2 separate regions of the Homo sapiens genome follow, and region 2 is linked to region 1. The links are chromatin loops, found by intact Hi-C in ENCODE. Cell type or tissue: Caco-2. All regions are shown on one strand. Links, peaks and the distances in the headings refer to the core of each region. The heading gives the core; the rest is flanking DNA. Region 1 holds the start of LOC101928081 (a long non-coding RNA gene). Region 2 has its middle 45 kb from the start of MIR4454.

Region 1 (4,401 bases), core at 298-4,297:
AACAGAAAAGTGAGGATGATCTAACCCTACCTCACAGCCTAAAAAAAGAATGCTATGACTTGTTTCTGTGAGGTCCCCAAGTGGCAAGGAGAGAGTGCTCCATGGGGAGCTAACACCTGACATTTTGCACAGAAAGGTGTCTCCTAGAATTACCTCACACTCTGCATAGATATAGAGATTACTGTCATCTTCAGTGAGTTTGAGAGGGGCCTATAAATAGGATCAGGTGAGGTCTGAATAAGCAATGATGTGTGTCTGATCTTCTGATCCAGAATGAAATGAAAACATAATTAGTTAACACGGAATGTGCTTTTAAAATGCAGATATGTAATCCTTATCTTACTTTTGTATGTCTCTCATTTTTACCTTTGTTTACTGCAAATGATATGTGAGGTAGCATCCTGCCCTATTAAGTATGCAGATATGGAGAACATTCAGTAAGATAGCTTTTCATTATTTATTTAGGCAGAACATACAGTACTTGAAATCTGTGGGTTGCCATGAGGTTCCCATGGCAACTCTTCTATGGATAAGAATGCTTGACTAGGCTGGTAGACTTGCTGTTACCATCACCAGCCATACCATCATTTGAGGATACAGTACTCTCCCCTCATCTGTGCTGTCACTTTTCGTGGTTTCAGTTACCTTCAGTCAACCATGGTCTGAAAATAGGTGAGGTAAAATCAGATATTTTGAGAGAGAAAGAATACATTCACATAACTGTTACTACAAAATATTGTTATAATTGTCCTATTGTATTATTAGTTGTTGTTAATCTCTTACTGTGCCTATTTCCTAAATTAATCTTTATCATAGGTATGTAAGTATAGGAAAAATCATGGTATATATAGGGTTCGCTACTATTTGTGATTTCAGGCATCCGCTGGTCTTGGAACATATCCCCCAAGGCTCAGGGGGAGCTACTGTATCATCATCTTAACTTTGAAAGTTAACTTGTAAATGAATTTTGCATATTCTCTTACTGATCTGGAAATCTAAGGTCAAGCAAAAGTGATGTTTATTTGCTTCAATACATTTCCACTGAAAGAGGACAGGAACTAGAGACAGATTTTAAGCTTTCAGTTTTGTTTTTGGTTTTCCTATTTTTGTTTCCATCAAGTTAAATTCTACTATGGATTTTTTTAACTCAAAATTGATGAGCTCTAGCACTTTGTAGCGTAGTTATTTACATATTTAGTCTTAGGAACCTGGAACTGTAATCTCTAGGGATTTATTTATATTTTTTAAAAATGGATTAAGGCCTACATCAAAACTGAGATAGAGCTGCTTGAGTTTTGTTTCTCCCTCTATAATAACTAGAAATTGTATTCCTTTTCACATATTAAACACCGGAAACATTTTAAAAAAGGTAAACCCCAAAAATTGCTTTTTGAAGGTTCCTCAGAAAACTCCTTACTAATTTATATCTCGCAAAAAAACTTTTTTGTAGATTTCTGGACATAACTTCAACTATTGCATAACTACCTTTTGTTTTTTTCAGAAGTGACAAGTGTTGAATATATACTTCTAGATACAAAGCTGAAGGACTGATTTGGTGTTAAAAAAATAGGTGAATATGAGTCAAGTTAGGAAGTAATTGAATACCAGAGGAGAGGGAGGAAGTAGTGGGAAAATGTCTTTGGTAGTTGTCAACCCATTTGAAACATTTAAATTCAGAGTGCTATCCCTAGAAAATTGGAAAGCAGGTTAATTCTTTAACCACCATTATTCCCTCCCCATCTCTGAGCATAAAGTAAAAGTAATATACAATCCTTATTGTTCTTCTATTTTGTTTTGAAACACAAAATAAAATGAAATAGAATGAGCTTGATCAACTGGAAGGATGGAGTTGTCATAAACTGAGGGAGCAGAAATGTCCAGTGGCGCAAGTTTGGGGTGAATTTAGAATTCATTTTGGACGTTAACATACCTATTAGTCATTTAAATAAAGATGTCAGGGAGTTTGTGCATTTCTGAGTCCAAGTGTCTGGAAGAGAAATGTGTACATAAAAAACATAAATGGATCAAGCATGAACTCTGTGACCCTCCTACCTTAAGAGACAGGGAAAAGAGAATCAATTAGAAAAGGGGACTGAGAAAGTAGAGCCACCGCTAGTGTTTTGTTCTAGGTAAATGGCATTTCTTCGAATTGTGCACTAGGTGGCCCATCTGAGAGTGAGCCGTGAACTAGGAGGAGAAAAAAGTAAAAGAGTTTGATGTCCTGGAAGCCAAGTGGGAAACATTTTAAGGAGTAGAAAATTTTATCAATCACGCAAAAAACGTTAAGTATGATGAAGACTGAGGTCAGACCATCATAGTTTGCACTGTAAAAGCCATTGATGACTTTGAAAAGGGCAGTTTCCACTAATGGAGGGGGAAGCCTGATTAGAATAAGCTACAGAGGAAATGGGAGAAGAGGAATTGGGAGTCTGAGATTATTAATAATTTTGCAAAAGAAAGCAGAACAGCTCAGTAGCTGGTGAAATGGGCCAAAGCAAGGATAAAAAAAATAAGATGAGAGAGATAATAGCGATTTTACAAAATGGAAAAAATGATTGGGGGGGGAGAAAAATTGCTAGAGTTCTCTCTCTCAGTAAGCAAAGACAGTACACAAATAAAGTGATTAGCTTTAAGTAAAAGTACTCTGTAAAGAAGGCAGTCATAGAATATTGAGGAAAAAAGTAGGTTGGTAGGTGAACATGGTGATGGAAATCTGAATGTATTTGAGCTATCACAGGTTGGATTCACTGGAAGCAAATACTGAGATGGAAATTGGAATACTGAACATGTGTTAGGGATCAACACTTAGGGAAGGGAGAGAGAGGAAACACATGGATGGAGGAGAAATTCAAACTGCAGTACATGCTTGGCAAAGCTTAACCAACCCAAAGAGAGCTCTGGATTTGTTCCTCCAGCCTTTATGCTGCCCTCAACCACTCCTTCTGGAAATGGACATTGGATTTGGGCTCCCCCTAGAAAGGTGCACTTAGGGCTCTCCATAAGTGAGATGGACTTTATAGTTGCTGAATGCTGGAAGATATCTGCTAACCCCAGCAGCTGGGGTATAAGGCTCTTTTTGTGAAGAGGGATGTGGATGATACAGCTCTATGTCCACCCAATAAAACTGTTTCCATTTTCTCAGTACAAAGAGGAAAACAAAACTGCTACTGAGGAGGGATAGTGAAATCAGGGAACAGAAGGCTTGAAGGTTGTAGAGGAGAGTTATGAAATTGTCACCTTGGTGAGTGACAAGTGAATGGACTAGGAAAAAAATATTGCAGCTTTAAGGCTCCCTTTTAGGTTTGGTAGTTATGAATCTCAAGTGATACCAGACAGCATGAGTGTTGGGTTTTCTCCGATCACGTTCAACTCTATATGTGTAGATGCAGGAGCAAAGGGAGACAAGAAGAAAAATTGAGACATCAAACCATTAGTAGGAGGCCAGATTATTTAGAGACTTGTCAGCCATTTAAGAATCTTGTCTTTTGTTTCCCAGTTAGATGGCAAGCACTTCAGGGTTCCTTTTAATCCTTTTGGTTTTGAGAAATAATACATATATAGATAGTTCCAGAATATAAGTGTACAGCTCAAAAAACTATCACAAAGCGATCCCCCTTGTTACCTTAGTCAATCCAAGGAAGAGAGTATGGCCAGCATGGAAACGGTCCCCTCTGGTCCTCTCCCAATTATTATTCACTTCTCCACTTTCATAATTCCTCTCCTAACATCTATGGTAATCCCTTGTTTTTATTTTTTTAATAGTTATGCCATCAAAACTTGTAAGGTTAGTTTTAATTTTTTCATCTTTTCAAAAATGCAATTAGACCGTATATCCTTTTTGTATCTGGAAGTTTTGCTCTCCATCATGTTTTTGAGATGCATCCACAATGCTGCATTTGTAAGTTCAGCCGCCCACAGGATCAGACTTCAAGCTTGGTTTTCAGAAATTTTAACCCTGCAGCTACAGGAGATATTTCTCTGTGTCTGTGTTTTCCAGGACAATTATAGAAGTTTCCTGGATCCCTACCCAGGTTGTGGATTAGGATTTAAAGCCATGAACTCATCTTTTCCTTCTTCCGTATCCTCCAGTACACTTAGTAGAAATCAAATCAATGCAAAAGCCTTTATTCTTTATTCCCACAATAATGTTTATTGCAGCAACTACTTGATCACTTAAAGTTATCTTCTCCAGACCATAGCTACCTGTTTAGTTATTGCATGCCATGGACTACTTGTGTTTTATTTACCATGGCAATGAGGTCACTAATGCCTTTAAATCTAGTAGGATTCTCATCCTTAAAATTCTATTGCTTCTACTCTAATTCACTTCTATTACCAAAAACTGTATTAGCCAAGATTCGGTCAGAAAAACAAAGCCACTACAAATATCATGTGAAAAGG
Region 2 (4,401 bases), core at 195-4,194, 63 kb before region 1:
TAAAAACACAAAGAAAAACCATGTTAAGCCTATGCAATTGAGGGGATAGATGTGTTTTATGGAGGAAAATATGATGCTGGATCAATAATTGAGGAGAAATTATATTACAAATATTACAAAAGAAAGAAAACAGTGAGAGAATTATCTACATTTTCACCTCATCAGTCACTGCCTACAACTTGTGGCTAAATTTGAGTGAAAAGTTACTATCTAATCAATTCCAAAGCTTCTAAAAGTAGGAGACCTACTGTTATGTAAATCATCACCTGATTTCACAGTTAAATGTGTAAAAGTGAACAGTCTTTCACCAATTTTCTAGGCGACTGTGCTAAAGCTATCTTTAGAGAAATGAAATGTGACAGCAGTATAATTTCATTAGATATGTGGCCTATTTTAAAGCCTGAATGGGGGTAGGGGAGGGAAATAAAAGGGCTATTGTAAAAATTTATGCAGATTATAATAAAGGCAAACAGAGTAGTAGAGAAGTAGAATGTAACTGTCATAGCTGGCTTCCCAGGAGGTGAACTCTGAGATGTAGAATAGTGCTCAAGAAGTGTATTACAACTTCATACATATTCCTAGAATCAACTTTTGGGATGAGAAGGGAAGGAGAGGAAGCTGTATTTGCAGAGGAAAAAGTTTTACTGATGTACACTTGTAATAAGGAACTCTACAGCTGGAATCACCCTTCAGAGACTTCCTGAGTTGAGACAAAGACATCAAACTTTTTTCTCCTCAGGCTTCTCAGGGATGACTGAGACAGCAAACTTGTATAATCCTCTCCCCAGCCCCCACTTCCACATCAACCATGGGTTGGATTCAGGCTGCCCTGGGGAAGGGAGTTGTTGAGGTAAGTTAACAGGAGAAGGTCAATAATTGATCATTATCAGCAGGCATCATTCCCAGCAGCTGGGAGAGTAAGTCCTTCGGTTCTGAAAGGGGAACTGGACAGTGCATCACAGCATCTAATGCCATTTACTCTTTGGTCACTCAGATCCACTTCATGTAAGTTCAGGAAACAGCTCCTCCAGGATTCTGATAGTCCTCTTTTCTTGGGAAGAAACAGAACGGGGAGGTTTGTGGGATGAACTCTAGCGCGCACAGAGTCTCACGACTATTACTCATCTTTTCCTTTCCCTGCTATCCATTCTAGATCCTGCTTGCCTTCAGCTGGTGCCACTGCTGGACTAGGTGGCTCACCTGATGGGCATGAGCCAAATCCTCATCCTTGCAGGCTCTCAGCCTCTGGCCACCAGTTCTTTCTCAGGCAATGACTATTATACCCATTTACACTGAAAACTGGGCAAGAGAGTACCAAGAGACAACCAAGTGGATAGCTAGATGTCAAAGAGATGCCTCCATTCCCCCACTGTGTAATGACACCACGACTTCCTCCTGATAATCTGGGTGTATTATTTCTGCCAGGATGATGAATGCTCTTTAAAGCTGGCAACTTTTCATGTAACTCTTTTAGAAGCTTTTCCCTCTCTGGGAACCAGGATCTCTAAATCTGCAGAAGCCATGATTGTGGCGCTAGAAAGTACAGATGATAGTTAGCAGGAGAATGCTTACTTCTGCCCCTTAGCTCCCAGACCCATGTATTCTAACAACTGAAGACACAGCACCACACACTAGTCCTTGATTTAACTTGCATATTGCATCCTGGAGGATGGCAGCTCATCTTGCAGTGCATCATATCGGGCTTGTGCTTCAGTTGAGCCTCCCATGAACTATGCCATTGCTCTATAATCCCTGCAGGTCCCGGGTGGTATAGTATGTGACAGAACCTGTAGACCTTTTGGTTCATATTTTCATTGGTAAACCTCCTTTCCTGTTAAGTAGGCTCTCTGATGTGATGTTGCATGGGTTACCATATCAATGGATCAGACGCATGTCAGCCCTTGAATATGGGTTTTGGCTAAAGCCCCAAAAGTAGGAAAGGCAAACCTGGAGCTGAAAAATGTAACATATTTCCATCAAAATTAATTGTTTCTCCTCAGGGTAGAAAAAGAGCAATGATGCCCACTTGCCACCAGGTGGCTGCTTCATCTTCTGAAGACCAAGGTCCTCCCCATCAGTTACCATTGTAGGCAGTTGGGACTTTTGGCAGCGGCAATGGCTAGATCAGATGTGCAGCAGTTGTCCCTTAAGTGCAAGTTTGCTTTCCAGGGTCTTCGTGGCCTGTGGTACAGAGAGAGGGAGACCACATTCACATAACTTTCCTTACAGTATATTGTTATAATTATTCTATTTTCTTAGTGCTGTTTTTAATATCTTACTGTGCCTAATTTATAGACAAATCTTTATCATAGATACATGTGTATATGAAAAAAACAGAGTATATACAGGGTTCAGTACTATTCACAGTTATAGGTATCCACTGGGGGTCTTGGAACATAGCCCTCACAGATAAAGGGGGACTGCTATAGTTAGGGGGGACCTGTGCTGTTGGACTTTATATATATGGTCTCCATCTCTGCCAACAAGGTCACTGTTTCTGTGCCCACTGGGCCAGTGCTGGTGTGGCCAATCACCCAGGCTGGTAGGGTCAACTGGCTGAGCCATTCGTTCTCTTGGTTGTTCAGTGCTTCTTCCATCATGGGTGCTCTCTGGTTGGTGTTGACATGAGATACAAAGATCTTGCCATGGCTGTATCATTTCATTGTCCTCACTAAGTACTACTATCAGATCCATTTTCCTCAAACACTGCTTTATTTAAGTTATCCTCCTCGTTTAAAAGCATCAAAAGTGTTCCCCTTTTTCCTAAAGAAAAAATGAAACCAAAATTGTAAAACCTTCTCTAACCTTGTTCTAATTAACCTCTCTACTCCATACACAAAATATCGATGCAAATCGGAATGGTCTACATATCATCCCCCACAAATACGCAATTGGATTGCTTCTTTTGTGCTTTGCCCATACCATTTTACCCTTTTGAAAAGCTCTTCCTTCTCCTATTCATCTTTCAAAATGATCTAGATGAAAATATACATGGTAATCTAAGATCCGGCAGTGATCTCTCTCCCCTCTAGATTTTATCTTGAGAATACTATGGTGCATAGAGCACCCTATTAAAAATTCTTTGCATATAATCTCTCAGCCACTCTCATATCATTGTTCTGCTTTGTAATTTACCTTCCCACACAATTAAGTCATTTTTCTAGTCTGTCTAAAGTGTAAATAATTTGAGGGAAGGTAGTATGTTGGCGCCGTATGCACTATAGTGCCCAGTAAATCCTGAATCAATGAATGTGAAAAAATACCTGCTGGAAGGTAAACATTTGTGCCACTTTCTCATTGAGAAAGAAGCCCTCCTAAATGCAGGATTTATACCATCCTGGAAATGGCAGCACTTAACATAATGCCAAATTATGTTCCATTCTAGGCCTATTTGTACCAACAGGGGGTCTCAGTACATTCACTGTGTAAAAAGGAAAGCTAATTCTTACAGTGTGGGATTCATGCAGGTCTTTTGTGTAAAAAAGAAAGTAAAAGCTAATATGATACACATATAATAGCAATGAAAGCCTGGGTAGCACATTACCAGCTAGAATCACCAGGTAAAACACCCCCAGTGGTAAGTAATTATTCAGTGAACACCAAGCATTGAAGGCAGCATGCTAATGAAATTTTATAATCATAGCCATATTCAAGTAAAGCACCAAATGCCTGAAGATCAAGTCATTCATATGAAAGCATCTTTCCATCTTGGTTGCCAAAATAATTGTGAATTTTACTTTTTTAAAAATTATCTTTTGTTTCTAAATTTTTCAAGAGTTGAAGCTATTGAGTTTATTACAGTTCACCACTCAGTCACATCCTTTTAATGCTGCTAGGAATTAGGATCACATGACTCCACAAAATAACATTATAGGACCAGAATCTAGAGCAGTGACTCAAGTAGGAGCGATTTTGCTGCACACACCACCACTCCACTGCAGCCAGAAGACATTTGGGAATGTCCAAAGACATTTTAGTTGTCACAACCTGATGGGGGAGATGCTTCTGGCATCTAGTGGGCAGAGGCTGACATGCTGCTAAATATTTCACATTGCACAGGACAGCCTCCCACAACAAAATATTTTCCTGCCTAAATATCCATATTGCTGAGGTATAGAAAACCTAATCTAAAATGAGGTCCTTTTTTTTTTTTTTTTTTTTTTTTTTTGAGATGGAGTTTCACTCTCGTTGCCCAGGCTGGAGTGCAGTGTCCCGATCTCAGCTCACTGCAACCTCTGCCTCCCGGGTTCAAGCGATTCTCCTGCCTCAGCCTCCCAAGTAGCTGTGATTACAGGGGCCCACCACCACACCCAGCTAATTTTTGTATTTTTAGTAGAGATGGGGTTTTGCCATATTGGCCAGGCTGGTCACAAGACGTGCTTTTTTTTTTTTTTTTTTTTA

What was found. Hi-C counts contacts between places; a loop is a spot of excess contacts. Peaks named below come from ENCODE experiments on the same cell type or tissue, not always from the same donor. Only the 100,000 strongest peaks of a DNase experiment are listed, where the experiment ranks them.
Region 2: it touches region 1 in a loop (4-fold over the local background); 3 of 110 quality-filtered maps call a loop at or near these places.

What each region holds. Positions count from the first base shown.
Region 1 is chr4:163,109,629-163,114,029 of GRCh38, forward strand. LOC101928081 (a long non-coding RNA gene) reads left to right here and starts at 587. Exons shown (of 3, transcript XR_244745.4): 1 at 587-672. It also overlaps a transcript of NAF1 not described here. In Caco-2, for the core only: a CTCF peak has its summit at 2,132; no DNase peak of the experiment used is centred there.
Region 2 is chr4:163,046,609-163,051,009 of GRCh38, forward strand. No RefSeq gene overlaps it. Among named protein-coding and RNA genes, the nearest start is that of MIR4454, 45 kb to the right of the region's middle. In Caco-2, for the core only: a CTCF peak has its summit at 2,038 (motif pointing right); no DNase peak of the experiment used is centred there.